Linked DNA regions of Mus musculus: regions 1, 2 and 3 are each linked to region 4. Evidence: chromatin loops called from intact Hi-C (ENCODE). Cell type or tissue: left cerebral cortex. All regions are shown on one strand. Region 1 overlaps Xkr6 (X-linked Kx blood group related 6). Region 2 overlaps Xkr6 (X-linked Kx blood group related 6). Region 3 overlaps Xkr6 (X-linked Kx blood group related 6). Region 4 holds the start of Xkr6 (X-linked Kx blood group related 6).

Region 1 (8,000 bases), 84 kb before region 4:
GGTCTGATTAGAAAGAGATGACCTCAGGAAGAACATTGACCTGGGACCACCAGGTCCCACTGAGCTCTCCACCCCACAGACTTCTCGAGGCACTGTCTCCCTGTTTGACGAGCAATCGGTTTGGAAAGGAGAGTAGAAGCTACAGGCACGCTCATTTTACACAGAAGGAACCAGGGGACCACAGAATAACATAGGTAATGATAAACAGCACAGGTCCCAGGCATGTCAAGGACAAATGATCGTGAAGAAGCTTGGCAGCCTGTGACCATCTGGGACTAAGCACTCCAATGCAAAGCTCTGGGTGCTGTGGTTAGATCAGAACTTCTGGTCCTCAGCTGCTTGGGAGGTTGTGGGACCTGCCTGGCAGGGCTGGGATACTCTGAATGAGAAAATGGAGAGGTACAGCCTAGCCTTACATCTGGTCCTGTTCTTTCTGCTTCCTGGTCTTTAAAAAAAAGAAAAGAAAGAAAAGAAAAAAGAAAAACAAAACGTGAACGAGCCTGCCGATGCTCCCACCAAGTGGCGCTGCCATGGACAGAGGCCAGGAACAGATCTGCCCTCGGCTGCTATGCCTTCCCCTTCACAAGGGACTGATAACTCGAGGCGTGGACCAACACCCCCTCTCCCGAATTATGTATGTCAAGTATGAAGTCACAGCAGCGAGAAGTAGCTAATACTCTAAGTAAAGGCAGAACCACGACCTTCCTGCATCAACAGCTTTCTGCTCATCGAGAGGGCTCAGAGAGGCAGCCCCTAGCTTTCTGGGTTATCCAACTTAAAGCTGGCAGTTTTGATGAAAAGCAGCCCACGCATTGGGGAAAGTGTGTTGAAGTGAAGCATGGAAGGCACACAGAGAAAGCGGCTCCCACTGAAAACAACGGTACTGGAGAAATCCGAAAGATTGACTTTAACTTTGACCTGACCCCCACTTCCTCACACATTAATCAGTCAAATGGGATAAATCTATTCCCGCCAGGGCGGAATTACACATCCTCTGTGATCCAGTGTCGAATAGGTTATCTCTTGATTAAGGTCTTAGCATGAATAAGACTTTTATTGAAATGATTTCCATTATCTGTACAGCAGTTCATCAGGAATAGATTTGGCCCAGCATCTTTCAGAAATGATTTGATCACACATCAAAATGTGGGCATTTGAGTAACTTTAATGGAGAAATTAAATATATCAACCTCACTTCCTCCCCGGGGGCTGTACCCTTTCAAGAAACTCCCATGCCAGCAAGTTCAGACAAGTCAGTGGTGGGGCTGCCTTCAGCCCAGACTCTTTCCTATATCCTGTGTACCTCTCCTCTATCTTGTGTTCTGACAGCTGACATTGGCTTTCTTTCTCTATTTCTCTTAAAGGCCCAGGCTGGCCTCAGACTCGCTTTTGTAGTCAAGAGTGAACTTGGATTTCTGATCTCTGACAGGGAGATCAACTGGCAGAGCAGTGTGCTGGATACCAAGGGCAAGAAAGGAATGCCCGATCGCTCCTGCACCTTTGGGGAGTTGTGGAGCTGCAAGTGGTACACTTGGGTGTTCACAGTCATTTGGTGCTGCAGTGGACAATGGCTGAGCACATTGCTGGGAGATCCTGAGAGATCCTGAGAGGAGCTAGCTCGCCACTTGCAAGCATCCCCCTCTGACTCTTAGTCTCCGGTAAACGACTCTGCTAAATGATACCCCTCCCCCTCACATGAAGGTTCCAGGATTGTAGAGCCTGGACAGCCTGAGAAGGCATGGCTTCTCCACTGTGTGCATGTCCCTGTGGAATTTACACTCCCCATTGGGCTATCCTGTCCTTGGCCCAGGTCACAAGTTTCCCTACCAAACCCCATGACTGGACTGCAAAACTCAGCCAGGGTCGTATTTCCTTTTGGGTGCTGGGAGTGATTCTGAGAGGACAATGGAGCTGCTCAATGAGAAAAAGACAGAGTTGAAGATGTCCATCTCAGCACTGTTGTAAAACAAACACTGTTTGGGTGACCCGAGGTTCAGGAAGACACACATACTCTGCAGCGATGAGGGCTCTGGCAAGCTGTCACAGAAGTGATCAGGAGCCAGGGGAGGGGCTCAACACCCAGAAAAGTGAGACAGGAGGATTGCTGAGAGAGTTCATGGCCAACCTGGGAAACAGTGAGTTCTAGGTCAGCTTGGGCTACAGAGATCAATGAATTAATCAACCAAATAAGCAAAGAAACACAGTGATTATGAAAACCACACAACCATGTAAGAAAGTGATCTGAACACAGAAGTTTATGCCCATTGTAGTTACAATAACAAATTTTAAATTATTTATAAAGGAATGCAGAAATTACTAACTAAAGTTCTTAATGGCTGGAAATTACATTTCTTTTTAAAAATCCTATCCTATTGTGTTATTTTTATAATAAATAATATTTGATAAAAGCCAATGGAGCTGGAGATGTAGCTCAATTTGGTACAGTGCCTGCTTAACATGCAGGAAGACCTGGGTTCAATACCCACAGTGTGCATAGCAGTGTACACCTATAATCCCAGAACTCAGGGCACGGAGGTGGGAGACTTAGAAATCCAAGTTCATTCTTGGCTACAAGGTGAGTTTGAGGCCAGCCTGGAATATATAAGAGAAAGAGAAACAGAGAGGGAGAACAGGGGGAAATAAAAAAAAATAGGGGAAGGGGGCGAGGAATGAAAGAAATTACAGAGTGGGGAAGGGAAGAGGGGAAGAGAAAAGAAAAATGAAAGCCAAGTGGAGAAGCCCAGAGAGAACGGCGCGTGTGGGGTTTCTAGTGGCCTCTGCCTTACATGGCCTCGGCACGCCTCTCCAAGCACACAAACACACACTACCTGGCAACCTCCAGAGAGTTTCCAGATCTGACTCCTTTCTTGTCCACCCACAATCTGTGCTCATTGCTACACTTTATTTTCGACCGTCAATATTTTCCAAACCCACGGAGTTGAGATCTGGTCTGAGCACCACGTGTGGACAGCCTCTCGGTAGTGAGAACAGATGCACCATGGGCAATCTCGGCCACTCGCAGCTTTCCTGTGCACAGAAGCCAGTGGCTTATTTTCAGGCAGGATCCCAGAATTCAGCTATATTTTACACTGCCATTTTAAAATAACGCTCTCAAAATACAACTCTCCTGTGTCTACGAATTGCGCTGTTTTCCATAGAGCATACCCTAATTCTGGAAGGGGAGAAAGGCAGGCAAATATTTATTCAGAAAGTGCTTCGTATTTACATAGCACCTAACGCTAATGAAACATCTTCCCCATCCTAATGATGAGATTAAGGTGTATATTTAGAGCTCCACCCACCAGCCTGCCTGTGCCTCATTCAGTCCAAGTCTGAAGTCAGCTCTCAGGCTTCACTAGCTTCCAGCATTAGTGTGTGGGATCTATTTTACTCCCTGCTAGGAAGAGGTGCTTGCTAGCAACATTCTTGCTTTTTCTGAGGCTCGAAGAAGCTTCTCCTCTCTGTGGGTGCTGGGCGCACTGCCAGCCTGAAGGAAAAGGAGAAGTTCTGCACATTCGGAGGGGGGGGACGGGGGCTGGGGGTGGTCCTTGAGTCCTTCACACATCTGTAGCAGCTCCTAAGACTGGATTTGGTCTAGAGAGGGGGAGTTTCAGTATAATGGAACCTCTCTGTGGGGTACAGTCAACCTTCCCGGTCTCAAAGGATGCACTGCTCTGCCCCAGTAGGAGCCTGCTCTGTTTCTCACTTCCAGCTCCTCATTCCGCCTGGATGGCCATTTCCTGGCCTTCTCTGGCCCATTAATAACTTCACCATCCTCTTTTCTGTCCCCTTCCAACTCTCCTTCCTTTTGTCCCAGGCCAGTCTTCACAAAACTCAATTGGTGCCAGCACTTGCTTCATCCCCTAAGCTCCATTGAGAGCTACTAAGGACAGGGACCATGACTCTTGTCTCTGGTGACAGGCCACATTCAATCTCTCTTCAGCAGGTGCGCTTGCTGAAAGGCACACAGAACCCTCTACAGGGAGGGCTGTGCAGTCACTTGTAAGGAGCAAAGGTGAGAGATAGGCAGGGGTCTCAGAGGGGACACTAATTAGCCCTCATGCCAACCTGATAACTCTAGGAGAGCTAGTTTTCCGTATTTCACAGACAGGATTACAAAACACCTTCAGAGGTAAATAATGTTGGTAAAGGACAGGAGAGAGGTGAGTGAGTGGTGGTAGGTAATGGGGTTGCTGCAGTGGGTAACCACTGCCCTGAGACTCAAGGAAAAATAAAATGCTTGTCAGAGGTTGGAGGTACTAGTAATGCCTCCCTTCTGTCCGACCTTGATTGGCCATGTCACAGGCTGGTGTGTGGAAGGCCCTATAGCTCAGGCCTTGAAGGTCTTGCCTGTGGACTGTCAGTGTAGAACAGGGGACAGCACTGGTCTCTGGATCGCCAGTCTCCTCCCCTGGCACACTTTGGCTCACAGCCATAGCTTCCAAAGGACAGCCTCTTGGAGTATGCTCACCCAACTCTTCCCCAACCTCTGTCAGAGGTCTCCCTGCTGTTCTGTGGACAGGTGTAGAACACCTGCCACAGCCTGGCACTTGCCAGAGTGACGTCCACACGTTGCTGCATCACACTCCTTGAAGACTGGTTGGCATGCAGATATTCATCGCATATTAAAGCCTGCAGAGTCCTCCTGCCTGTGAGGAAGTTCTAGGAAGCCACATTGGAGTCAGAGAGACACTAAAGTCACCACCTAGGATTTGAACATCCAGTAGAAGAGTATGTCTTCTCTTCAGGAGGTGGTCTGGATTCTCTGAAGGTATCTCACAGCTTTGACAGGCACCCCGATGCACTCACGTGAAGACTAGGATTGAAAGCCAATGTGTGCTTAGAAAAGATTTTTTTTTTAAAACGAGAATTCATATCACATAGCACTGATCCTCAACTTTGTGAATATATTGTCTCAGTGGCTTATAGGTTGTCCCTTAAATGTAACTTAATTATTTAAGAAAGGAAAACCTCACCGTAGGGGAACACAGTTAATTCTGAAGCCCTGGCTACAGAAGTACCTAGCACATAGTAGGTTTTCAAACAGTGATAGCTGTGTTATCTATTAATAGTAGCCCGTGGGCTTTAAGTGTGAGAGGCTCATTGAAACTGTCCCTTGTCATCGATTACTGAGCCATGGCAAGGTCCCCCCAATGGGATAATATTACAGACTGCCCAGCCCGCATGAGGGCAACCCTGGACCAGCTAGTCTAAAATGTCAGAGAGAACAGAAAACTTTCAACACCGATAAGTTGAGTCCTATACACTAGAAAGGGGTGTGTTTAGGTTAAGTGACTTGCCTCAGCTACAAAGTCACTCCCAATTCAGGTCTCTGGTATCCTGCTGATTGTATCTCTTTGCTAGACTCTGCTGGCCCTCTAGTGAAAGGAGAAACTTCAAATAAAAAGTAAGCATGGTCCCTTGCTCTGCTACTGATGGAGGCAGTGCTGTGTCTGCTGCTAGCATCCTCTGAGGAGAATGAACTCCAGAAGCAGCTGCAGCAGAAGAGAGGCCCTGCAGGTCACCTGGCCAGTGCTGCCCTACAGGGATCAGTTGTGTCCTATTTTGGAGGAACTCCAGGGAATGGCTGCACTGCCAGTTTCATGAAAGTTGATCTGCCACCCACACACCTCTGATGTGGTACATTCCCTAGAAGTCCCCCTGCATGGCTTGTCGTCCTCATGCCTGTAATGCCTTAGTGTTATGAACACTCTTCAGCCCTGAACCTATCAAATCTACCCTGAGAGAGGCACTGATAACTGTCTCAGTGAAGGGCACTTTGGGTGCTCACACAAGTCCACAACCCATAGTCACTCCTCCCCTGCTTCCTCGCTTAAAAGGGGGACTGACCAAGTAGGCAAACTCTAATTTGCTACCACCAATCCCAGAGACCCCATTTCTCTTCCCACGAGATTGTGCTAAACTTGAAATAGGATGGAGTCTAGACAGGCAGACATGGTAGATGCCCACTGCCCAAAGAGAGGCCTGTGCATGCTTCCTCCTCTCCCGACACCATCTCATCGTGGCTACATCTCAAGAAGACACTAAGGGAGCCTGCATGGAATTCTAGGGGTGGCAGAGCAAAAAAGATGTGGAAGGAGCCTTTGTCTCTGATGTCAACTTTGAGCTACCAAATTAACCAATTCTGATGTCACTGTGATAACTTCCTGTTAGGTGATATTATCCACTTCCCTTATCGAGCTGACTAGGGACTGTATTTTCCGTATTTGTAGCCAAACCAACCTAAATGACTGTCAGTCTGTCTCCTCCATGCAGTCTTAGCATCTCATGAATGAGACAGACTATTGCTAGAACCAACTTCCAAACTGCACATTAGGTCAGTCAGTATGTTACACCTTAGCACAGCGCTCAGCACTTTGGAACTTCTTAGATGAATGGAGAGTAGACCGAACTCCTTGCCTTCTATATTTAAAACAAAAATGATGGTGCCACGGCAAAGGGGAAGGGTTTTCCAGACCTCCCTTGGGGACAATAGGAAGGGGGAATTTAGTGCAAGGTGAAGCACAGCCTGTGACATAGGAGGGTCGTGAATGAAGAAGGGACAGACTGGTCAGTGAGATTCAACCCCCCAAGTCTGCCACCTTCCTGCTGTGTGACCTTTCAGTCGTGTGACCACACACACACACACTATAAGACTGGACATGGGGATATGCTAATTTCCAAGTGAAGAAAACAAGTTTTAACTACCTTCCTTACAGAGCACTCATAGAGAGCACAGAAGCTGAACAGATTCCTTGGATGAATATTATGAAGAAAAGAAAAAAAATTGTCATGGAAAAATTCCACTCAGATCCAGGAAAGGTATTGAATGGCTGGGTAAATGAACTGGGCACTGACAGAAGATCGTGGCATCACCTCCCTGGTGGCTTAAGATTTTAACATGGATATCAAGACGGGGGACCAGAGTGCTAAAAGAAAACGAATCTTTCTTCTGCTTCTAGTCCCCAACACTCTTGTCATAATCAAAACTAGTTTAATGTCTCATGGCGTCAGTCACCACAGGCCTTTCTTCCTATTCCCTACCTCAAGAACCACAATGAGGGAGCCCAGCCCAGCACTGTACACCTGTCCCAGTGGACCATCTACCTAGGAAACCTGGGCTCCTGAGGAGGCTGAATTACGGGTGTTAGCCGTCACCACGTCTCACTGTCCATTACTCGTAACAAAAGCTGGTTGCAATACCCCAAGTCCATCCATATTGTGCAGACTTTTCCAGACATACGAAGGGAGTAGTCACGTGAGCAGGCTATAGAGAGTAGGGCAGCAATAGGTATTAACAGAGCCACCGGCTGAGTGTTCTGATTTCTTCTCAGTCCCCTTCACCTCCTGCATGCCATTCACTCCTTTTGAAACATGTGGGGGAGAGATTGCTCTGTAGAAAACAGAAGATAGGATAGCCATCTTTTATGCCTTCTTGCTGTGTGACCTTCCAGCTGTGTGACCTAGTGTACATTACTGCCAATGCTTCTGTAGCTTTTTGTTTCCTCAACTGCAACCAGGGACAGCAGAGTTGAGATAGTAACAGTATATACACACCATACCCTACAGGACAGGCATTATCATAGCCCAGTTCACAGGGCAGTCTGGGAGGCTCGGAGGAGAAGGCTATGAATAGGAAGTGCGTGTAATCCCTCAGTTGAAGAAAATTACTGAAAATTTGTTTTCTCGAGAAGCAGGCTGTTCTCCACAAGCTCTGTGATATAGACGCCAGCTGCAAGATCGCCTCCCAGAACGGAGACTACTTAGGCCCTCAGGTTGTTTCTTTGTCTCATGCAGGATTCGGTGTCTAGGGCCCCATTTGTTCAGTTACTTTACTTACATTCTGAGAGCCTTCAGTGTTCCCAGGGAGAAATGGAAGACCCAGGAGCGCTATATACAATGACTGTGCAGAGAAGATGGGGCTAGAAGACTGGGGTGGGGAATGGGTAGCTGAGACCACAGCTGAGTCCTGGGTGCATCAGGACCATGCTGGTAGGAAA
Region 2 (8,000 bases), 190 kb before region 4:
ATGTAGAAACACCAGGGCCCTGGGCAAGCCAAGGGGGTCTCACACTGGATTAGGTGGACCAGGACCCTGAACCACTAAGGGCAGGCTGGATCTGCTAGAGGCAGACTGGCTCTGCTGCCCAGGGACACATGGAAACCCTGCTCTTATGAACATAGTGGCCCAGGAGCAGGGATGCCAAGAGGGCTGGGTCTGGACATCTGAACTTAGAGCCAGGACCCCTAGGCCATGTCGGCAAATGAGGCCGCTGGGCGGGGCGGGGGTGGGGCGATGAGGCCGCTGTGGCGGGGGTGGGGGTGGGGGTGGGGGGGCGGCCTCGCAGGGGCAGTGGCAGGAAGGCACTCACAGGGCAGCGTCTCTGCACTGTTCTTCTGGATCATTATGCAGAGCTGTAGCACCAGTTGGGGGGCGCTCTCCAGAAAGGTCTCCAGGAGGCGCAGCATGTTGACATCTGCATATTCGTACATCATAGCCCAGTAGAAGCGCCGCTGGTGTTCCTTCTGCCGCTGGCTCTGAATCCCCAGGTACATGGTGCGGATATACCTGTGGGGAGACACGGGACAGAACACATGTGTGAGTAGGGCTTGGGGCGGGTATAGAAGGACCACAACCAGCCCCCTAACGCCCAAACTTCCTGTATTGGCATTCCCCCAACTTCCTTCAGAAGCCCCCAGGGTCTTGGATGGGATTTGGGCTCAAAAGGATAATGTGGTGAGGCATGAAGTTCCAGCCCTTGGAGGGAGCTGGCCCAATGAGGGACCCCAAACCAGTTCTTCCCATCCTGGCTTCCACTTATACATAGAGGAAATGAAAGCATTGCTCAAATGAGGCTCCAGGCCCATCAAATAAGCATTTCAGATGAGCTGGGGTACAGGATTAGGGTGGAGGTAGGAGACAGTCCAGTAGAGTTGGCACTTCAGTTACTCTAGAGAGGAAAGAGACTGGCTTGTGATGCTCTGAAGTGCCACTCATTGGCTGGCCATACCCACCTGGGGAGGGCGTAGCATGCTCCTGTAGGGACCAGTTGGGCCTCTGAAAGGCTACCTCTCTCTCCTGCATAGGCTCAGATGGCCAAATGAAGAGGAGAGTCGAGCACTGGCTCCAGGTCACTGGCCAACAAGGCCGAGATATACCTGATAGACATCAAGGAGACCTAGAGACTATCAGGGAGGCTATGTGCCAGGGCAGTCACAAATCTACTGATCCCTCTCTCTCAAGAAGACATCCAGACTCTGTGGGGAGCCACAAGAGCCCAAGGAAGCAGGTCTAGTTGGGGAGCCTAGGTTAGCAGGTCGGCACTGAGAACTGTGTGATGTGGATGTTGGCTCAGTGTACCAGGCCCTCCTCTGCAGTGAGGGGGCCTCACACAGTGGGTACTGAGCACACATGTGTAGAAGGCTCTCTTCCTGTGTGAGCCTCACTGCCACCAGAAATATGCGGAGCTGTGTCTCCAAGTGATGTAAGCAATAGTCCAGCTATGGGTGGGATCCAGGATGTAGGAAGGGGCCAGGATATAGGCAGACTTGTTTGGGTAGGGTCCTGTCCAAACACAAGGGTCAGAAGCACAACTCTGTAGGTCAGGATCAAGAATGGACCCATGCACACAGTGACACATATTCCTGAGCTGGAACTGTACAGACAGGGCACAGGGCTGACAACCCTCACAAGGCTCAGTGGCCCTCAGGCACTGCTCACTCGAGTCTGCTGGACAATCCTCTCGACCCTCTCCACAGCATTGACATCGGCCCCTCCTCACTGGCGCACGCTGCCCACTCCTGCCCCATGAGAACTCTTCCTCACAAGACAGCCAGTGTTCTTGGAAGGTTCTAAGGTACAGGCAGCTTCTCCCCTCTGAAGCCAGTTTCCCAGTGCTCAGAATAATCTCCCCAGCCCTCCTCGGGTGTCAGGGCCTCACCTCATCTCCAGTATCTCAACAGCAGTCCTGTTCTCCCAGACCCTCTTCCTCATCTGTCTTCCTTGCCTCCCCTTGGAGCACAGGAGCCCTGTGTGCGTGGAGACCAGCTGACGGCACCCTGATATATCTCCCTGCAGGGGTCAGTGCCTGTGGAAGAAGCAGGCTGGGAAGGCCTGTTCTCTGGGGCTGAGGACTCCAGGCAGGACCACATACTCACAACACCTTAACGGCAGGGGAGGACCCTGGGAGGAGCCACTGTCTTCCTAGTGGTGGGAGGGGATGAAGCAGCCAACTCTGAGTGATGCTTCAGGAAACAGAGCAGCTGCATGTCTGGCGGAGCAGTGGTAGCTGCGTATCTCATCAACCAGCAGTATTCCCTGGCTCAAACTCAGCCCGACTCAGATGCAGTGGCCCACAACAGAGAGGCCCGTGACGCCCCCCCCCCCCCTCGCTCAACTATGCTCAGAACACAGTTCTGCCTCTCGGCTCTCAGGAGTGGCCCACGTGCTGTATCCGCGAGTACCAGAGACAGTCTGGCCATCGCGGGTAACAATGCCAGCATCCGCTTCACTCCTTCTGTACCAAGGTGCAGAAAGAAACCCCCTCTGTCCAGGGAGGCGGGAGGAAAGCCAGAACCTGTCCCCTGGGTCAAGACGCCTAGGCTTGGATGTCACACCTTCTGGTAGTCAGCACCCCACGGCCTCTGCCCTGGGATGAGAGCAAAGAGAGTGGAGCTTGGGACTTCCAAACACTCACTGGGCAAATGTGGTCCTCCCTTCCCCAGCTCTAAATTTTTGAAACAGGGTCTCATATATCTCAGGCTGGTCTTGAACTTGCTACGTAGACAAAATAAGCTTGAACTTCTCATGCTCCGTTTCCTGAGTACTGTGGCTACTCTCTCTTCCATCTTTTAGTCTTGGTCTCCAGTTAGTAACAGAGGGATGTTTGTTTGCTGGCTTGTAATAAACTAGTTCTGGATACAGACATAGCCTAGCTCACTTGATAGACCAGGAGGCCAAGACAAGAGTCTAAACTGATTTGTCTCCATCATTCTGGGAAAGTGTGTGTGTGTGTGTGTGTGTGTGTGTGTGTGTGTGTGTGTGTAGGGGCCCCTAAATCTATACGACAGTGTTCTGAACCTGCCTTGTAAAGTGGCCCTCTCAGTACGGGGCCAGACACTTTCTCTAGTGTGCAGGGCCCTGATGGCTCTTGGAAGCATGGATCAGGCCATCGCCCAGAGCAGATGGGATGCCACATTCTTCACTGAGCTGCATAGATTTTACCTCCCTATCAGTCCCAGGAGGTTTAGGGAATGAGCCGGTGACAGGACGCCACATCTTTCCCCTGAGTCCTTGAGGCGTTCCAAGCCTTGGGATCAGAGATAGATCCCCCTTCAGCTTTTTGGACTGCCTATCTCCTGTGCAGGTGTCTTCCTCCCGTGACCACAAGGTGGCGCCAAACCCTAAGCGTCGCAAAAAGGAGGCGCCACACCGGTGATCTCATACCTTAGGGCCTGCTCCCTCCTATGCGGCAGTGCTGGATGCAGGGGCCACCTGCTAGCTGCAGTGCATGTTGGTCAATTTGTACCGGGGTTCCAACTGAAGGCATGGTGAGTGCCGAGTTCTCCCCTACTGAGAAAGCTGGACCAGGAAGGCAGCCCAGGAGAGAAGACGCCCACCGGGCTGTTCCTGGATTTACTATCTCCTCTTCTTATGTCACCTCCTGTCACCCTGTGTCTCCTCTAGGAGTACCAGATCTCACAACAATCAGTGTAAGAGCCAGGAGATTGCAGTTGCCTGAACACGGAAGGGCTGCGTGGCCGCTAAGCGGATCTCTTCCCTAGGCTCCACCCTCACCCCAACCCCTATCGTTATCCTCCCCTACCCTAGGTTTACACACAAGAGAAGGTTTGAACTCGTGCCAGTACTTTATGTCATTGTTTTCTCAAGTGTGGCTTCACGGTGTTCAAAGTATGGCACACACTTTACACATGGTAACCTGCATTTGAGTGTGCGGAAAGGTTCTGAGCAATCGTTTTGAGTTAGTGAGTGGAGAGCATGAAGTCACTTAATCCTCGCAACAAGGGGTCTGCAGCAACCCCTCACCTCACAGATTGCCAACTGGAGCTCTGAGGCAAAGGCGTGCTCCTCAGTTTACCCAGCTGCATAAATAACTGAGTGGAATACCACGCCACACCCGGGCAGTCTGGCTTTGGGTCCAGACCTGCACAGCTCTCAGGCAGACCATTTGTCTCTTTCTCTCGAGCACAGTCCACATTGTTCTGATCGTTACAATCTGCCTATCCTCTGAGGCCTGGTTTCCTATCTATAAGATGCCTGTTCTAGAGTAGGGCCCCAGGAGAAGCTAAGTAATGAATGCACACCATCTTGCCCCCCCCCACACACACACAAAGGGCCATGAAAGCCTGGATTGTAAAGTCTCTATGAAAACAAGGGAGTGCACCAGGTAGGTGGCTGCTGACTAGGTGTGCACCTCCCCCTGACTTTAGCTCCCATGGCTATGGGAATTGTCTTGATTGTTTATTAGTGTAGGCCACTATAGGTGGAAGTATTCCCTAGGCGGGTGGTGCCGGGCTGTATAAGAAGACCAGCTATCCAGGAGCCGCTAGCAGCATTCCTCCATGACTTCTGCTTCAAGTTTCTGCCTAAGTTCCTATCTTCACTTCCCTCAGTAATGGACTGTGACCTGGAAGTGTAAGCCAATAAACTTATTCCTCCCCGAAGTTGCTTTTGGTTAAAGTGCATAATCATAGCAATACAGATGAGACTAGTATACAAGTCAAATCCAATAATATATTATCTTATCTAGCCATATAATATACATACCATATATATTATATATATAGAGATATACATATATTATATATACATATACATCCATATATATATGGTACACCAAAGCCAGAGCCAGATGGAGTTTATCATAACATGGAAGGCTGGTTCCATTTTTCAAATTCAATGAATGCAAACTCTGTCATTAGCAAAACTCACGCAGCACATTAACCCAGGCAGAAAATGTCTTTGACAGAATCCAACAACTATTCATAATAAAAACACACAGCAAGCAAAACCTGGAGCAAAACTTCCAGAATCTTATGAAGATGCCGGACACTAATAAACCCACACCATAACACCACGCATAATGGTAAAGGCTGAATGTTTCTGTCGGAAGACCAGGGGCAAAGCCAATGGTGTCCACTCTCACCCTCATCCCACCTCATGATGGGAGGAGCAGCCGGGTCACCAGCGCAAGACGGTGAACTGTAAACAGAAGATACAAACAGATCGCAGAGGGAGTACACCCATCTCTAGCTGGCAGAGGCTTAGGCTGAAGATCTAACAGCTGGCACAGGCCCACGTGTAGGACGGACGTGGAAACACCTTAAGAACAAGGTGAACAGACAGAAATCAATACTGTTTCTGTAGCTAACTTATGGATAGCTGAAAATTCAAAATAGAAATTCCATTTATATACTCCAAAATGAAATGATTAGATATAAATCTAATAAGGTGTGCAAGATTTGTATAATGAAGGTAAAAGATGTTCAGAGAAACCAAAGACATACCCATACCACAGTCATGTGTATGACTTAGATGGTAACTGCCTCCACCCACATTGATCTGAAGGCTTAATGTAATTCTTTTTCTCAAGATTTATTATTTTTAATTGTGTGCATGTACGTGTGTGTGTGTGTGTGTGTGTGTGTGTGTGTGTGTGTGTGTGTGCGCACATGAGAGCAGGAGAGCAGGGTACTATGGAGGCCAGGAGGGCATCAGATCCCCTTGGAATAGGCAGTTGCAGGTGGCTCAGCTTCAGATTTAGTGTAGGCTTTTTCAAGAGCGCTTAGTACTCTTATATCATGCCATGTCTCCACACTAGATTTAACATAATTCTAAGAAAGATCCTAGCAACATTGTCTGTGTGTTTGTTTATGTTACAGGATATTTGAACATGTTTCTAGTTAAGGTGCGGTTCAGCCCTTGGCACACACCTTTAATCCCTCTGGTTGGAATACAGACACACCCTTAGTACACACCTTTCACCCCAAAGAAGGTGAAGTTAGTTTGTCAAAGGAAAATGACGTCTAATTGAGTGGCAGAAATAGTGACGAGTCAGAGAAAGATTTGACAGAATAGGAATCTGCCCAACTCTCGGGAGAGAGGAAAGGGACGGACTCGACCTACGGGAGAGACAGACAGGACAGGAGAAGAGAGAACCATGCAGGAATGCAGTAGAGTTCAGGAGAGCTCTACAGTAGGGTTGAGAGGGAGAGTGAAGCAGCAGAGAAAGGAGGCAGTGCTTCCAGCCCTGCCAGGGACAAGTCCACAGCCCCCTGCCTACAGCACAGGTCAGAGCTTGGGAACTCATAACTCCACGTCCAAGGACAGCAGAGGGCCCCGCAGGCAAGAAAACATTCGGAAGGTGCAAGTGAGGCTTACCACCAACACCCCATACAGCTCCACTCGCTCTTGAACAAAATGTTTGAACCTAACCCTAGAGACTGGCCTGGAAGATGACTCCACATGGCTTAGAGCAAGATTACTGTGGGATACTTTCGCACCTCTGGGGCCCCCTACCTGGAATAAATTGCTATGGACTATTAGGCCATCAAGAGGAACTGGCCCGACAACAGTCTCATCCTAGAAGGCTTGCCCTTTTGAACCAAACTAGCTCTGGAGGGGAGACCATCTTGCTATCTGTGTGGACAGTGGTGCAAACTGAGTGGTCTTAGCTAATGATGACTAGCCTGCACATTCACCTAGTAACTGCTTTGCTTGGAAGCCCACCTCTAGGAACCCATCTGGCTCATTCACAGAGAGGCTGGGACCCCAGCTTGGTCTTCAGCCTCCTCAAAGTACCCAGGGTCTCAAAGTTCTTCCTCTAGGAACTGTCTGTCTCTAGGACCCAGTGCTTGACCATCTCCTATCTCTGGAGACCAAGAAGCTCTTAGGATGCCATCTCTTCAGTGCCTGGGATTGGGGCTCCACCCTACCTACAGGTCATAGAGTTGGCCCACTATTGCCTGACCTTGGCTTTTTGCAGGACTTCAAAGGGCCAAGCAAGGGATTCCCAACTAGATGCAACCAAGGAAGACCCGGAACGTGTTTGTGAGTCCTAGTGAGTTTAACTTGCAGCTAGAGGCCTCAAGGAAGTGTGTGCTTCCATGTGCATCTTGCTAAAGGAGGGTCTGTCCTGGCAGGGACCAGGGTCTCAGTGCATGGCAGATCCCTATGCCATTGTAGAGATGCTCAACACTTAACAATGCAAGTCCATCTCCTTGTCTCCGAAAGTATCATAAACCAAAATGCACCAGATACTGGAGCTCACAGCCTGGCAGTGTAATGCATTACAGAACTTAGGTTGTTTCTCTGGTGGCTGTGGCTGACTGTGCACTGTAGCTCACTGCCCACTGCCCAGCATAGAGAGTGGGTGGAACTGCACTTTGCCAGCCCAGGAAGAGATCAGAACTCAAAATTCTAAATACGGTGACATGTGTGGAGTGATTTCACACAACACAACTGTAAAGTGAAAGCATTTTGTAATCCAAACTGTCACAAAGTCAAAGTGGAGTGGAAAGGGAAAGGGAAGGAAGGGGGAGGAAGGAAGGAAGGAAGGAAGGAAGGAAGGAAGGAAGGAAGGAAGGAAGGAAGGAAGGAAGGAAGGAAGGAAGGAAGGCAGGCAGGCAGGCAGGCAGGCAGGCAGGCAGGCAGGCAGGCAGGCAGGCAGGAAGGAAGGAAGGAAGGAAGGAAGGAAGGAAGGAAGGAAGGAAGGAAGGAAGGAAGGAAGGAAGGAATGCAGGCAGGCAGGCAGGCAGGCAGAGCAGGAACGGGAAAGTTAATGTAGAAAAAGGAAGGGAAGAGAGGGAGGGGAAACAAGAGAGTTCGGGTGCCCCAGGTCTACCTCCCTTCTCTGTCATCAGTGCAATGAATGTCTGTCTCTAGGTTCCATCCCTGTAGTTACTGTTGTTGTTTCTAGAGACCGTGGGTCAATCAGGGGCCATACATCCCCAGGGAGCCACTGGAAATTTGCTGAACAGAGGCTGAGTGGAGATTATGGAAGACCCTGA
Region 3 (8,000 bases), 170 kb before region 4:
AATTCTTTAACTTCATTATTCTTTCTCAAGATTGTCTCCTGCTTTTATATATTTTTGGGGGGAGGGGGGGAGACAGTCTCACTATATAGCCCGACTGGCTTTGAACCCACCATCTTCCTGCGTCAGTCTCCCAAGTGCTGGGTTCTAGGAGTGCGCCAGGCTTCTCCCTGCCTCTTCAAGCTCTCCTGCCACTTATGGAATAAAGACTCTGATGAGTCTACGTGTGTCATGAGAATGGACTCACTTCCTGTTACCTATGAGGAATGTGACATCATGGTCTTATTTTATAGGTAAACCAAGTCATGAAGTAAGCAGGCGCCTACAGTCTTGGAATGGCCAACAGCTAAGCTGGGAGGCTGTATGGCTCTGCTTCTCCCAGGAGACGCCCAGAGAGATGTCTGTGTGCTGAACGTGACTCTATTTTATAATAAGAAGTCGGGATACAGAGAGGTTTCCCCTTTGTCCACTGTAACAAGGGCAGAGTGACACCTGGGGTCCTGGTCTAGGAAGAGTGGTTACCCCACCGATACCTTGAGGCCTCCTAAGATACTTAGTCCTTCCTGAAACGCAGACCAAACTGACTCACAGGAAGATGATGGTGGCTTACCATATTATCCCACCAACCAGGAGAAAGACCTGTTTAAGACAGAAGGCTTTAGGATGCATGCATGCCACTGCGGCCTGAACCACACCATCCTCTCCTCTACAGGATGGAGCAACCCCGTCCAGCTACAAAGATCATCCTCTGATGGAAAGCATATGTCTTTCCCCCAACCCCTGGCACCGGTGACTACAGTTGACGGTCACTCCCATGGTGTTGGTTCCTCTGCATTGTGACAAAGGAGAGCGGAATTATTTCATTCCACAAATGAGGACCTGCAAAGCTGTTTAGGGTCAAGAGCATGCTGAGATCCTATGCAGCAACCAGACAGCCTTCTTGGAATGTCCAATACTACCCCCTGCCAGGTATCCTGGTCCCCTGATACTACCTTCCCAACTTCACTCATTGTTATTGGGGTCATCCAGCTCACAGGGAAGTCACCCCTTTAAAATGTCTGCTCAGGACTCCATCAGTCTGTCTAGTCCTTCAGCCTCCTTACATTAATCCCTAAGTCAACATCTCAAAAAGTATCTATGCCTTGAGACAGAAGGACCCAAAGCCGCTCTGAAGCCTCCCTGCATCCCAGAGTCTGGGGGACCTTGAGCTCAGTCCATTGGTGTCTCTTCCTCACCGAGGAAGGCTCTGGGTGGCTGGGGAGATCCAATTGCCAGCCTCTCATAGCCTCCACAGACAGACGTGCAGCTCCGGGATGCAGATGGCTTTGCTCCCAACAGGAAGGAAGGTGCACGGTTGGCAGGACAGATGGAGAGAACACCTGCTGTGAGATGCGACACCCTACCCCGTCTCCAAGCAGCACGGTTGGCTCCCAAGCTCTTGGCCACCCATTGTCACAGTGGGGGAGGCATCTGGCAGGGTTCTGGATAGGCCTCTCCCCATAGGTTAAGCCAGACCAGAAGACAGGGACACAGATTAGTCATTCACTTATACCCCAAGAACTCGAGCCGACAAATACGTCAATGCTAAAACTGGCCACCTGTGTTATTAAAGTTTTTAAAACATGAACCAGGCATCATGGAAAAAAAAACAGTGATTAAACTTTGATATATATTTACTACATTAAAACCAAGAGAAGAAACTCATGGTGATTTTAAATGTGTGTTGGCCTAGCTGCGTGCTGTGTGCTGCGGATAGGTCTCTTGCTCTTTTTGACCCTCTAATCTGAGGCAGGCTAGAGCATCTAAAAGAGCTTATGGTGCTGCTTACCTCACCCTTAAACCTCAAAATAGCCTGGGTTAGGCTCTGCAGGTTACTTCATGAGATAGCAGCCCCATTTGGATCATGCCCAGGCCAAATTATCTAGAAAAGGAATGTTCTGTCTGAGCCATCTGTGAGAAGTCTTGGGGGACAGAGGACCGAAGCCCAGGACTCAGATCAGATTCTGGCATAGGTACTAATGCAATTAAGGCACTAGGACCATCCTTCTGGGTGGTTTGTGTGGAGTTATCTTTGGTTTAATCAAATGGGAGGACGAACCTCCTAGGAAATCACTCTCCCCCAGGAGACCAGGGCTGAGTTTCTCTGGACAGGGTCATCTTGAAGCCTGAACATCCACAGCTAAAAACAGATCACCAGAGGAAGCAACAACCTGGCATCCAGCAAGGTTGTAGTTCAGCAGACGAAAGTCTCTTATCAAAGTCAGCTCTACATTTCAGCATTAATCTGAGTGCAGAGCCAGTTCCTCTGATGAGCTGAGACCACACTTCAAGCTTCTCTACACCCCGAGGGGTAACCTCTGCTCATGGATTCCCATGGGCTCTGACTGCTTTGTGGATCCCTGGACAGGAGATTTCATAGAAGCGAGGACAGCTCATGCAGTTTCCTGGATGTGGGGTCCCTCACTGCCTCTCTTGTGCCCACTCAGCAAAAGGGAAATCCTGGGCTACTAGGTTCATGCACAGAAGGGATCATTGTCCTCTGCAACCCAAGTCGGTGGGGTAGGAAGATTCTAGGGCATCTCCTGAACCATCATGAGCTGCCACCACTGAATACCACTATGGGAGAAGCTTCAATAAGATATTGGGTTCTCACAGCTAGGGCCGGAGAGGCCCAGATCAAAGGTGCTGATAGATTTAGCTCCTGGTGAATGCTACTTTCTGCCAGCCGACGATCACTTCCAGCCTCTGGCTGGCTATTTCCTGCCCACTGGTGGCCACCTTGTGCTTGTAGATGAGCGCTTTCTTGCTGTGTCCTCATATGCAGAGACAGAGAAAGCTCTCTGTCTTCCACTCTTCTGCTAGGACACTGATGCTATCAGAGGCTCCCTCTTCTAGACCACATCGAAGCCTAATTGCCTCCAGCATCGGAGTGTGAGAGACAGAGTGAGTATTCTGTGATACCCAGCATCTGCAGAGAGGCAGGAATAACCACACGCAGGATGGTCATTCCTTTGGTCCCTTTCCCCTGGGTTCCTGTAATGATTTGAATAAGACACACACACACACACACACACACACACACACACACACACACACACACACACACACTTGCTCCCCAGGCTCAAATATTTGGAATGCTTAGTCATCAGGGAGTGACACTACTTGAGCAGTAGTGTGTGTGAGGGAGGTGTGGCTTTGTGGAAGTAGGTGTGGCCTTGTTGGAGGAAGTATGTCACTGGGCATGGGTTTTGAGGTTTTAAAAGCCTTCTTCCTGCTGCCTGTGGATCCGGATGTAGAGCTCTCAGCTACTCCTCCAGCACCATGTTTGCCTGCATGCTGCCATGCTCCCCACCCTGATGATAATGGACGAAAGAAAGCCCATACTGCTCTCCTTTATAAGAGTTGCTGTGGTCACGGTGTCTCTTCACAGCAACAGAATGATGACTAAGACAGTTCCCATGGCAGGAATAATCTGGAAGGAATCCAAGAATAAGCAGAGGAGGCTGTCAGGGGCGTTCCAAACACAAGTTTCTGTGGTCAGGACTCGTAAGACACGAGGTGTCCGGGGTACAGTATTTAAGGTGGCTCTTACTTCAGGGCCGTACCTGTGTACACACCTGAATATGAGCACCTTGAATCTGACACTTAGGATCATGCTTACCACCCCATGCTAGGCCTGACTTGTCCTGACTCTCTTCAGCTTGTTCCTCCCACACAGGGCCCCTGAGTCACTCCACGGGCCAGAGGCAGAGAGGCAGAGAGGCAGAGAGGCAGAGAGGCAGAGAGGCAGAGAGGCAGAGAGGCAGAGAGGCAGAGAGGCAGAGAGGCAGAGCAGAGATTTTTCTCCAAGAGAACCCTCAAGTCTGTCTATCCATAGACAGTGGGCATCCTGTTAAGCTTTAGCCTTGGAAGAGGACTACCTAGTGTGTGAGGGAAAGATGCAGATGTCCCCACAGATAGGAGAGGGTGGAGAACAGGGACAGTAAGCACCAGGCCTTCCCTAAAATCAAGGAACAAGCTCATCAACATAGAGGATGAAAAGGAAAACCTGCGGAATTCCCACTAGGTGCTGGGCTGGCTGCCATCTTTGCATAATCGTCTCATTTGATCCTGAGCACATTCCCGAGAAGGGAGGTGTGAGTCTCAATTTACAGATAAGGGACAAAGATTCCAGGGTGTCAAACGGTATGCTCAAGGTCACAGAGGACCTTGTCTAACACTCAAAACCAGCTGTCTCAAAATCCAGCTGTTCTCCCCTCCCTTATCTCCTCACCCACTCAATCCTCAGGAGGGATGCTGGTTCTGGGCTAGAATGAGAACTACAGGTACAGGCCATGGGTGAGCAGGGACAGCATATGCCACTGCCTAAAGTCTCAGGGAAGGCAGAATGAGCACACAGAACCCAGCCTAAGAAGTCGGGCTTTTTCTAAGCACAAAGGGAAAGCTACCAATAAGATTTCAACAGGGAAGCAGCAAGAGCCAATTGACCAATTAAGAAGATCACTGTGGCATTGGTGTGCCAACCAGCTGGGAATCTGGTGGCCATGTGTCAGGCAATTGGCGACAGGCAACATTCCAAGAATGGGGTCGTGGGAACTTGAATGAGGCATTATGGGAACTTCGGGCTGGAGAGACTTTGGAACACTGGCTGTCTTTTTCACAGAGCTGGGGTGTGACTACCGGACCCACGAGCTGTGACTGGTGGAGGAAGCAGTAGCCAGAGCCATCTTGGGAGCCAGAGTTGGATGCAGCCTTAGGATGGGAATGGAATGCCCAGCAAATACTCGGTGATAAAGACCTCTGAAGTCAAGGCTGTGGGGATTAGGAGGGTAGCTCAGGTACTTAAAGTGCCTGCCACACAAGAATGAAGACTGGATTTCAGATCCCCAGGACCTACATAAAAGCCAAGGCCTGTGCCTTCTATCTATCACCTCCACACTGGGAGGAGACAGAGCCAAGTGGACCCCTCAAGTCCATTGGCCAGACAGCCTAGGAGAACTGCTGAACCCAAGGTCTAGTCAGAGACCCTGTCTCTAAGGGATAGGTGATGGATAACTGGGAAAGACAGTGGCCATCAACTTCTGGCTTCCACATTCACATGTATACAAGCACACACACACACACACACACACACACACACGCATGTGCCCTAGCATGCACACATATACATACCCACATGAACACCAAAGCATACATACCACAAACACAAATACAGACTACTGCTAAAAGTTTTCAATACTGCTCTTTCAGACCCTTATACATAGAACCAACTCCAGCAGGCCCAGAAAACCACCAGTCTCCTCTTGGTCAAATAGCACAGGGGTCTAAATGGAGTCTAGCACATCTCAGAAGTGGAGAAGAAAACACAGACATTCAGTTGTCTGTCCACAACCTCTTCACTTTTCTCCTGGGCAGCAGAAATCCTGTCTTCTTTTGGTGCTATCAACAGGGAAAAGAAAGGCCAGGTAGTGAGGTCAGGGCCTTTAACCACCTCTGAGAATCATCTTTCCCTGACAGCAAAATGGGGTGCTCTGTATGCCCTGGGCACAAATGCCTGCCTAATTGTACCCTGCATTTTCAGCATTAAAGCTATCCCTGCTTTGGGGGAGGGTGTTGGCACCTCAAACCCCCAGAACGCCCATCATATCCCCATGCTGTTCCCTGAAGCACAATGCAAGACCCTTGGCCTAATCACAGCTTTGGGAGGTGCAGGGGTCGGGAGGAGGGAGCTCTGCTAGAGCACATGGAGGTACTGACTTTCTGCCTTTTTAAAAAGAAGAAAACGCAGGCACTAAGCAGGCTTAAGGGCTTTTTTTTCCTGTAGTACAATATTACACAATAGGGGTTATTAAGTCACATACTTCAAGTTGTTCCATAACCAGCTTTGTGCTGCACTTCACCCCCCACCCCCCAGCTAGGAGGCAGAGTCACCATGTAGGACTAGTAGCTGCTATGGAGACCCTGAGGAAAGGCCCCCCACTGGAGACACCAGTGCAGTTTCGTTCATTATTGATGCTAACCATCTTTCAGAGTGAAGGGAGACCTCAGGTCCGCTTCACCATCTCTCCTTCCTGGCTCCGTTTTTCACATGGAGATTCCAGTTCTTCTATTTTTGGAGCTATATAGAGTCTCGACTTTGGATCTTGTTGGCATTCCCAATGGGTGACTATCCTTTGAATCTGAGCATTTTTCTGCGTCCCTTAACTCACACTAGCCCCTTACAATAGGCTGAACACGCTCCTTCTTCCCTCACTTTCTCTAGGGCACCCATCCCTTCACTTAGCTCCAGTCATTTGAGCAGCCATAGGACCTCTGCACTAGCTCTCTCCTTAGCAGAGAGTACTTGCTCCAGACAGACAGACAGACAGACCCACTGCCAGATGCTGAAAGGAAACCCAGAATTTCTGCCAGTCTCATTCTCTGAAGCCCTTTTCCTCCCATGTGATACATATCTGAGGAGGGGCAGGCTGTGGTCTGCTTCAGTTTCCACAACCTAGGATCCACAACCTCCGGCAGAGTCTTGCCTGCTCTTCAGATCATGCTCCCTTCCCTATTTCTTGGAGGGATTGCAAAGAACCACTGACAGGCTGGAGAAACCAGGAAAGATACTGCAGAGCTCTTGGCTGTCCCCTCAGGAAGATGCATAGTCAAGGCTCTGAGGACCTATTCACTAGCCAGGAAGCTCTAAGCCAAGCAAGTGGCAGATCCCTGGAACTTATGGACAAATGTTTGCTGTAATGTCTATCTGTCGAGTTGATACAACCTAGAATTACTTGAGTCAAATCTCAATCGGGAATCCTCTACATTGAGTTAACCTGTGAGCATATCTTTGTGTGTGTGTGTGTGGGGGGGGTTGTCTTAAGTAAGTTAACTGATGTGGGAAGAATTAGCCCACTATGGGTGGCACCATTCCCTAAGCTCCAAACTGTAAGAGTAGAGAATCAAGCTGAGCACAAACAATTGCACATGCATGCATTTATTTCTCTCCGCTCTTGACTATGGACTGATGTAGCAAGCGGTCTCAAGGTCCTGCTGCTGTGATTTTTCCACAGGGATGGACTATACCTGGAATTATGGTCCTTTCTTCCCTAAGTTGATTTTTGTCAGAGTATTTCATTACAGCAACAGAAATGAAACTAAAATACCCATTTTAAGCCTTCTTTCTCAGTCCTGAGAAATCCAGGGAATCCCTGTGCTCTAATGACGGTGCTAGCCTATCAAATGTGGCTCTAGCTTGTGCATACTGTCAAGTCTACACCTGTGGAGAGGCCGGAGCTGTAGAGGCCATAGATCGCCTAGCCTAGGGGACAGCCCAGAGGCATCCGTTTCAATGTGGCCATGAATGCCCATCACGGTGTTGGGCACACACATATCTGTAGCAAACAGGAACTCAAATAGGGACCAGACTGTGGTCATCCTACAAAGTGAGTTCAGGCGTGCAAAGCCCCACGGAATCAGTTCTGTGCTCCTCTTTCCAGAAGGTAAAGGTAGCTGGCAAACAGCCCACTTGAGACTTGGGGAATGGGGCCCAGTGCCTGAAAGCTTGGGTTTCCTTCTCTGACAGCTGCAGGGTGTTACTGGGACAACAGCCGGCTGTCTGACAGCTTTACTCGGTTAACTTCCTCTGTGCTGAATGCAAAGGCGAGAGCTCCTAAGCAGATGTTCTGTTTCCTCCGTCACCACGACAAGATGCTGGGGATGCATCTGATCTGTGCCCGGGCAAAGTACTTCCAACTTTCTGCGTCTGCCTCACAAGGTCTTGGGATACCAGGTTCTCCAGGAAGCACACAAAGGTCACCATCCCCAGGTTCCAAGTTCCTGTTGGTTCCCAAGTCACCGCCAGCTCAGGCTGGGGGCACTTCTAGGGTCTTCTCAAACTGCAGGTACATGTGAGTTACTAAGGTGTCGGGAGAGATGGCAGGACTCCACTCCCAGAGTGTCTGATTCAGTGTGTCTGGGGTGAGACCCAGTATCTTTGCAGTTGAAATGAGCTCCCAAATGAT
Region 4 (8,000 bases):
TTATGAGAATCCCCCACTGGGTACTCTCTGAAGGTGGAGCCACGCAAAGACCAAGATGCTGAGGAAAGGCTTCAGCACAGCCAACAGACATGCAAACTCAATCACACAGTTCCGAGTGCCAGAGCCTCCAAGAAAACTGTCTCATTTCCTAACGCCAGCTTGGGGGGCTGAAGTAGTCTGGAGTGCCTCGTCCCTAGGACTGACTCACACACCCATCAGCTCCGGGGAGAAGCACCTGAAGAGCAGCACACACAGAGCTACACCGGAAGCTACATGTTCAGCAATGAGTGCCAGGAAAGCCTGCACTAAACAGACCTGATCACACTCTGATGTGCCCCAGGAGCAAGTCCACCACACCAAATCACTGCAAACACAGCTTGGGCTGGCCATGTTTATGTCAACTTGACATAAACTATAGTCCTAGTCATATGAGAGCAGGGAGCCTCAAATGAGAAACCGCCTTGACTGGCCATCAAGGTGGCAAGCAAGCCTACTGGGCGCTTTCTTAATTTGTGATGTGGGAGGACCCCTGGATAGTATAAGCCTGTGCTGTGGTCCTGGATGCTATAAGAAAGGAGGCTGAGGCTGGGCATGATGGCTCACACCTTTAATCCCAGTACTTGGAAGGCAGAAGCAAGAAGATCTCTGAGAGTTCAAGGCCAGCATACAAAGTGAGTTCCAGGACAGCTAAGAGCTGTTACAGAGAAACCCTGTCTCAAAAAAGAAAGAAGGGGAAAAAAGAAAGCAAGCAAGAAAGCAGCGCTCTTCCATAGCCTCTTTCTTCATTAGCTCCTGTCCCCAGGTCCCTACCTTGGCTTCCCTCGATGGACTATCCATCAATCAGCATATATAAGCCTTTCCTCCCCAAGTGTCATCACAGCAACTGTCACCCTAACTGAGACACAGTTCCTTGCTCCAACCTGGGCTTGGCATGACAGAGATGTCACATGTGTCATCCTGACAGGGAAAACAACACAAGGAGAAACTACATATTCTTAAATAGATACCATACTCTCTCCAAGCAGACTCCTTGCATTTTACATTTTACAACAGGAAGAAAAACAGAAGAAGGGAAGAGAAGCAACTATTCAATGTTTAATGGAATTGGTTTTGACAATGTACAACTTCACTGACGTCTTTTCTTAGAAACATGGCCCAAATCAAATGATGGACTTCCTAACCTTAGCCGGGATACTGGGTGACCACATGAAACAGCACAATTTAGGTCAAAGATGTGATACAGGAAATAACTAGAACCTCAAAGACCTGCAGTAAAGGACTGAGTCAATGTATGCTGACAAGCAACCGTTTGCCAAGAGGTGAAAGCAAGGAAAGACTGAAAACCTTTCTTGCAAGCGCTTCTCTTCCGTGTGAATGCTTTCAAAGCAAGCAACATGCCTAGCAGGTATTAATGAGCAGGCCTTGTTCTCAGAGCATTTCAAGCAAAGTCAGTCCAAAAATAAAAAATGAAAATCCCTCCTCAGTAAATACTGCCCTTGAAATGCAGCAATAAAGATGAGACAGCCTTGCTGAATTAGCCTGTCGTTTAATACTGTAACTCTGTGAGTTACATAAAGATAAATTCCAATCTGAAAGTTAGACATAGTAAAGACACAGGCATCTTCGGTAATTTCTTTGCAGTGAAGACTCTGGAAAGTCAAATGAAGGTTGGGGGGGGGGGGGCAAATAGAGCATCCCATTTAAATTCTAAAAGCTAAATCTATACATCCTAGTTTGTCCCAAAACGTGGACTTAACTTTGCACATCACAATTCAGTTTGGCTAAATGGGAGGGAGGATTATACTGACGCTAAAACTGACTGAAGCAGAACTTTACCTTCAACTGGTCTCAAGAGCTCACTTCCAACTAACAGGATGGGACACATTAGAATTAATGCTCTCAGAAAATTTAACGTGACATCAACTTCCTCACGGCCCACATTCACATGCATGAGACAAGGAGACAGTAACTTCAGCTTGTTCAAACAGATGCCTAGTTATTAAATACATGCTGCATAAAACCCTACTAACAGTTCATGATCCTTCTCGTACTTTTTCCTTGTCTCCTCATGGCTCATACCAGCCTCCAACCAACTGAAAAACTGTATTCTCAAGAGCAAACCCCTCCAACCAACTGAAAACTGTATTCTCAATAGCAAACCCCTCCAAGCAACTGAAAAACTGTATTCTCAATAGCAAACCCCTCCAAGCAACTGAAAACTGTATTCTCAATAGCAAACCCCTCCAAGCAACTGAAAACTGTATTCTCAATAGCAAACCCACTTTGATTCAGCATGGGATTATTTAGGGAAAGGGTTAAAATTTTAGACTTTAAGACTTATTTTGAAAATGTTCTTTTGGCTTCAGCTATACTTTTAACTAAACTTCCTGTTTGTAATTTTTTTATCAGCAGGAAACAACTTCTCTGCAGATAAGTGCAGCTGGAGTAATGGTCACTGGGAAGAACCTAGGAACACTAGTCAACAACCATGGGAAGAACAGAAAAAGCAAGACCCACTCTCACTTCTTCCTGACTCTGCATGTCAACTCTGTAGGACAATGTTTTAATTCAATCTCATGCTTTCTGTGATGTTCTGAAGATTCAGAATAGAGATATGAAGAAAACATTCAAAACACAAACTTTATTACATCTAACCAGAGCACAGCTTTATTAGCCGAGATGCTGAGGCCTAAAATCTACTTGGCATAGAAGATAGTCTAGGGCAGTCTCCTCAGAGGAAATGTACTGAAAGGATTCAGCCCTGTGTAGGTTCTACTACTACAAAAAAAAAAAAAAATGTTCCCCTTGCAAATACTGTCACTGGCAAAGTCACTGGATCCAGAACACACTGGCGCAGGTTTAAGTCGTAGGACACACAGTGACTAAGGTTTCAATGGTTTCTTGGGGTAGCCAGAGAGGTAAACACTGATGGTAGTCAGTAAGGGAGGCAGACAGTGAAGTAAGTAGACAGTGAAAGTAGTCAGGCAGTCAGGAGACAGTGAGACAATCAGCAGACTTTCAAGTAGACAGTGCGGTAGGAAGCACTGAGGTAAACAGAGTCGGTGAGACCAGCAACGGTAATCAGTGTGGCAGGGAGCGAGGCAGTGAGCAGACAGTGAGGGAAATGGGTGTAGTGAAGCAGTCATCGAGAGGTATTCCGTAAGTAGACAGAGACAGATAATAAGTGGAAGACACGGAGACAGTCAGCAGACAGTGAGAGAGTGACGTAAACAACAGCAGTCAGGCAGTTAGGTAAGCACTGGAGGTAATCGCCGAGGTGAACGAGGAGGTAGACAGGGAGATAAACAGAGAAGGCAGTGAGCTAAGGATGGAATCAGGAAAGCAACCAGTCAGTGTGGTCAGACAGAGAAGAAAGCCAGCTGGTGAGCTAGTGAGGTACCAGGTAGTGGGAAAGGAAAACAGCGAAGCAGCCAGTGAGGTACCCAGTCAGTGGAGTAGCCAGTTGGTGAGGTAGCCTGTCAATGAGGGCAAGACAGTAAGACAGTCAGTGAGGCAGACCACATAGGAAGGCATATATATGAGTCTGGTGTAAACAGGCAATCAGTGAGGTAGCCGGGAAGTGGGGGAAGACGGTGAGGCGGTAAGGTAGACAAGGAAGGCAGTTGGAGAGGCTATGATGTAAACAGTGAAGCAATCAGTCAGCGAGGTGGACAGTTAATGAGGTAGAAGGTGGGGTAGCTAGTCAGTGAGGTACTCTATGTGCTTAGACAGTGAGGCAGACAAGGTTCCTTGGTGAGTGGTTTTGAGAGATCAACCTGACACACGAGGACTTTACAGAAGCAGGGGAAAGGGCCTTGAGGCCAAGCTTGCATCTTGGATGTAAACACAAACCACACAGAGGCCTGGCCGTTAAAAACAGAAATAGGTGCTCAAGTGGCTCAGTGATTTTCCAGAGGTGAGAGTTAACAGCAAACGCTTGCTGCCACTAGATACCATCTCATTTTTTTTCCCTGTCACTGCGAAAAGGGCACATCTATTCCGGAAAGAAAAAAAAAGTCATTTTTTTTCCTTCAAGGAGGGCAGCGGTGTGGAGCAGCGGTGTTTGCAGGGGCTGGGGCTGCAGGAGGAGGAGGGGCGTGAAAGGAAGGAGTGCTTTAAGGAGAGGCAGCTAGGGTTTTTCCACAGGGCCCCACACCGGCCACTGCAGAGAGAAAACAGGAGTGGGGGGGGGGAGGAAATGTCCCTCGGGGAGGATGGGGGTAGGGGGGAAGGCCAAGTGCAACCGGCTGAAGGAGGCCAGGTCTCCTCCAGGATGCAAACGAGCGCCAGTTACCTTGGGACACAGCGGGGGGGGGAAAGGGGGCAACCAGGATGGAGGTCTGCAGAGGAGAGGCGGGAGGGTAGAGGCAGGGTCTTCTCCAAGTGCAACCCAGGGACGGAGATGGACAAACAGCAGGACCTAGGGCCTCCCCCGGGCCAAAAGGCGTGGCCAGGCAACCTATAGACCGTCCCGAGATGCTAAGACAGCGCACGGCTACCCCCGGCTCAACCTAGCCCAGACTGTCCGAGGGGCCCGCGCGCGGCCGCAGCCCCCGCCCCCAGCCCGCAGTGCTCTTACCTCCACACCTGCCCCATCTGCAGCAGGTGGATGACCGACTGCCAGATCCACACGGAGAGGCGGCACAGACGCTGCGCCCCCGGGGTGGCCGAGCCCCCCGCACCCGGGCCGCCGCGGGCCGCGCCGTGGCCGTAGCCGGCCCCCATCATTGGGGGTCCCCGGCTGCTGAGCCCCTCCACGGCGCCTAGCCCGCCGCCCGTGTAGTCCTGCACGAACCAGCGGAAGCTCAGGCTCTGCACCAGCAGCGACGGCACCAGCACGAAGAACAGGGTCAGCCCGAAGCAGCCGTAGTCCCCCTTGCGGTAGTAGTCGAGGGCCAGCCACAGGTCGGTACCCACGTCCCCGAAGAACACCAGCAGCGCGAGCACGATCCACAGGCAGTCAAGCCACGGCCGCTCCACCTGCGGCGACGCGGGCTGCGGTCGGCCGGCCGAGGGCGTCGGGGGGTGGCGGCCGGCGGCCCCGGGCGGCTGCAGCGGCTGGTCCCCCCCGTCGGCGGCGGCGGCGCTGCGGCGCGGCTTCTTGCCCAGCAGCGAGCGCAGGCAGGCGGAGCGGCAGCCCCAGTAGCACGAGGAGGTGTTGCAGCAGTGGCAGATGTGCAGCGAGCTGCTCTCGCCGGGCTCGCTGCCGTCGCCGCCGCCGCAGCCGCCTCCCCCGGGCTCCCCGTCCTCCTCGCCGCTGCCCACCGCCTCGTCCAGGTTGTGCAGCTGGGCGAAGCCCACCCCCACGCCACCGCCATCGGATTTCGCCGCCATCTTGACTCTCTTCCCAGCTCCGGAGGTTGGGGGGGAGGGACGGGTGGGGGGAGAAGGCAGGGACCGGGGAGGGGGGGAACGAATGGAGAGGAAGGGGGGCGGGGAGGAAGCGGGGAGCAGACGAACGGGGGGAGTGGGCCAGGGAACCCCCTCCGCTTCCGGGCGGGCGGCGTCACTTCCGGGCGAGCCCCCCAATCGCACGGCGCCCGCAGCCTCCTGGCCCTACCCTACCGGCCAAGATGGCCGCCCTCCTGTGCCTCAGCTGCTGGGCGGGGGGCCGGGGGGTTCTCCCCGCCAGGGCTCCCCGTCCCCTCTTCCGTTGACCCCGAAACCCATCAGGTTGACCCCTCGGCGTTTCAGAATCCCGCTGGGTTGAGTGAGACGGTCCAAAGTGTTCCCTGGAGGAGGCAGTGCCAGACGTTTTGGGGTCCCCTTCCTCTGCGTCGCAGCTCTCAGCTTTGCTCTGGGAGAAACGCCCCCTAACACCCTCCCGGCTGCGGGCAGAGGGGCGGGACCTTTGAGGGAAGGGGAGGAGCTAGTGAAAAGCAGGTGATTACTTGTCACTTCCGGGAGATAGGATGACCTCATTGTGTAGTTAGACACCCCCCTCCCCCCCACCAAAATGGCTGTGTCTCACCTCTGGCTGGATAACCCCCCCTTCATCCGTGTTAGTTTCTTATTTTGAGGGGCTCTAAAAATAATGACATAAGTCAATAAGAGTCCACAAACTTACTGATTCTCACTTCTGTTTAGACATCTTTCATCTTTATTGACCCCCTAATTTTCCTGTCACTTGATAACTTTCCCATATTTTGTAATAAAGTTTCCAACTTTCCCTCAAGAAAATTCTAGGCAAAATTTAGCTAGAAATCAGCCTGGTTGCCTCTTTCCTGTTGTAGCAAGAACTAAATGGGCATCTTGTGACCTTGAGTGTTTTCTGCACAGTCAAACATGTTTTTACCTACTTTTTTTTGTTTGTTTTAGCGTGATTTTAAAACTCTCTAAAGACCTTCATTTGGGAAAAAAAAAAAAAAAAAAAAAAAAAAAGCTTTAAGCTGTATGTATCAATTACTTGTTCAGGCAATTTGAATGTGTGAAACTTGTCTTTGCCAGTGTTTTGGGGGGTGCTAAGGCTCTGTTAGTAAACATGGCTTTAAATGAGTGAAAATGTTATTAATGTGCTATATCATTAAAATAGGTGCAGAGTATTTGAGCTTCACTAACAAATTGTATAAATGAGGCAGCACTGAATGGATTTGAATTACAATGCTCTTTCAGTGGAAGACAGCAAACTACTTAGTTGTTATTGATGAGTTATTTTAAAGAAGTATTTTAAAGAAAAAGTGAAAAAGAAAACACTGGAATTTTCTCATCAACCTCTGTAGATTGTTTTTATCCAATTTTTTTCAGTAATCTAAGAATGGCAATAATGGGTTTTTTTGTTTTGTTTTTTGTTTTGTTTTTTTTGGAATGCTAACAAGACAAATAGGTAATATGTTTATAGCATTGAGGTTCTGAAGAAAAAAACTACTTTGACAACTTATGACATTTAACCCTATAGGATCTACTTCAGTTTCTAGAGTGACTGGGAAAGAAGAGAATACCCTATTGCAGAACACAAGTTTTCATGAGTATATCATGCCAAGATAAAATGTATAAAAACTGAAAAACTATGTAAAGAATTTTACCCATACATTACAGAAAGTGATTCTAAAATCTACTTTGTGAAAGAAATCATATAACTGCATCTTTTACTTTTTGCTATAGTTTAATCCTTTTACTTTCTATGGTAATAAAACAGCACTAACAGGTAAAATATTATTTCTGCATATAGGTGAAAGACTGTTTCTTTGCTGGAGTTGAAACAACACCTTGGGGGCTGGAGAAATGGCTCACAGGTTAAGAGCACTGGCTGCTCCTCCAGAGGACCTTGGTTCCCTTCTCAACACCCACATGGCAACTCACAACTGTCTCTAATCCAAGTTTCAGGGGACCTGGCATCCTCATGCAGACATAAATGCACATAAAAATAAATCTTTTCAAAAAGAAAAAAGGAACAGCAGTGAAATAACATCTTAAACCATGGGTTGCACACAGTTGCTCAGACATGAATTCTTGTTCCATTAAAGTGGTATGTGAATAACATAAACCAGATAATCTCTTTAAACCTCAGTTGATGTCTTCATATCATGGAATATATGCTTTCTTTGAAACTGTGCTCAGTAATAATCTATTTAAAGCTTCCAACATGATACCTCATAGGCAGTAAACAAATGGTAACTAACTGCCTGTGTTATTGTTGCCCTTACTGTTACTGTTATATTGGTATCACCCCAATATATATCTAGTTAAACCCTATTAAGTAAATTTATTGGCACTAATATAAGAAAGCATTTTGAAATATTTCCAGGAAATAAGTGCAATTAATTTGTACTTTTAAATATATTTTCTTTATTTAAATCTGGGACTACGAAATGAGATACAAAAGCAGGCAGTAACGGCATATTTATGATCCTTATTTCTCTGTGCTCTGAAAGAATAGCATCTACAGGTGAAATTAGCTAAGTAATTTACACTCACACTCGCTAAGGCTGACAAAAGAGACAATGAGTCAAAAAGTGTCAAATTGAAGTTTCAGGTAGATACATGATTCAGTCTTTGCAAGT

The links. Hi-C counts contacts between places; a loop is a spot of excess contacts. Peaks named below come from ENCODE experiments on the same cell type or tissue, not always from the same donor. Only the 100,000 strongest peaks of a DNase experiment are listed, where the experiment ranks them.
Region 1: it touches region 4 in a loop (4-fold over the local background); 4 of 42 quality-filtered maps call a loop at or near these places.
Region 2: it touches region 4 in a loop (2.5-fold over the local background); 4 of 42 quality-filtered maps call a loop at or near these places.
Region 3: it touches region 4 in a loop (2.0-fold over the local background); 2 of 42 quality-filtered maps call a loop at or near these places.

Annotation. Positions count from the first base shown.
Region 1 is chr14:63,688,139-63,696,138 of GRCm38, reverse strand. All of the region lies in intron 1 of Xkr6 (X-linked Kx blood group related 6), which reads right to left. Among named protein-coding and RNA genes, the nearest start is that of Mir598, 35 kb to the left of the region's middle. In left cerebral cortex, no CTCF peak of the experiment used is centred here; DNase peaks (open chromatin) are centred at 792, 3,053 and 3,332.
Region 2 is chr14:63,790,747-63,798,746 of GRCm38, reverse strand. Xkr6 (X-linked Kx blood group related 6) reads right to left here. Exons shown (of 3, transcript NM_173393.2): 2 at 344-540. Among named protein-coding and RNA genes, the nearest start is that of Gm41175, 31 kb to the left of the region's middle. In left cerebral cortex, a CTCF peak has its summit at 3,365 (motif pointing right); a DNase peak (open chromatin) is centred at 3,381.
Region 3 is chr14:63,773,180-63,781,179 of GRCm38, reverse strand. The region is part of intron 1 of Xkr6 (X-linked Kx blood group related 6); the gene reads right to left. Among named protein-coding and RNA genes, the nearest start is that of Gm36218, 36 kb to the right of the region's middle. In left cerebral cortex, no CTCF peak of the experiment used is centred here; DNase peaks (open chromatin) are centred at 1,376, 3,496, 4,583 and 7,610.
Region 4 is chr14:63,603,864-63,611,863 of GRCm38, reverse strand. It overlaps Xkr6 (X-linked Kx blood group related 6), which reads right to left and starts at 5,334. Exons shown (of 3, transcript NM_173393.2): 1 at 4,580-5,334. The coding sequence starts at 5,334. It overlaps Gm15918 (predicted gene 15918), which reads left to right and starts at 4,145. Exons shown (of 2, transcript NR_167937.1): 1 at 4,145-4,905. In left cerebral cortex, a CTCF peak has its summit at 4,880; DNase peaks (open chromatin) are centred at 4,906, 5,179, 5,483, 5,815 and 3 more places; H3K4me3 peaks cover 3,205 bases; H3K27ac peaks cover 2,321 bases.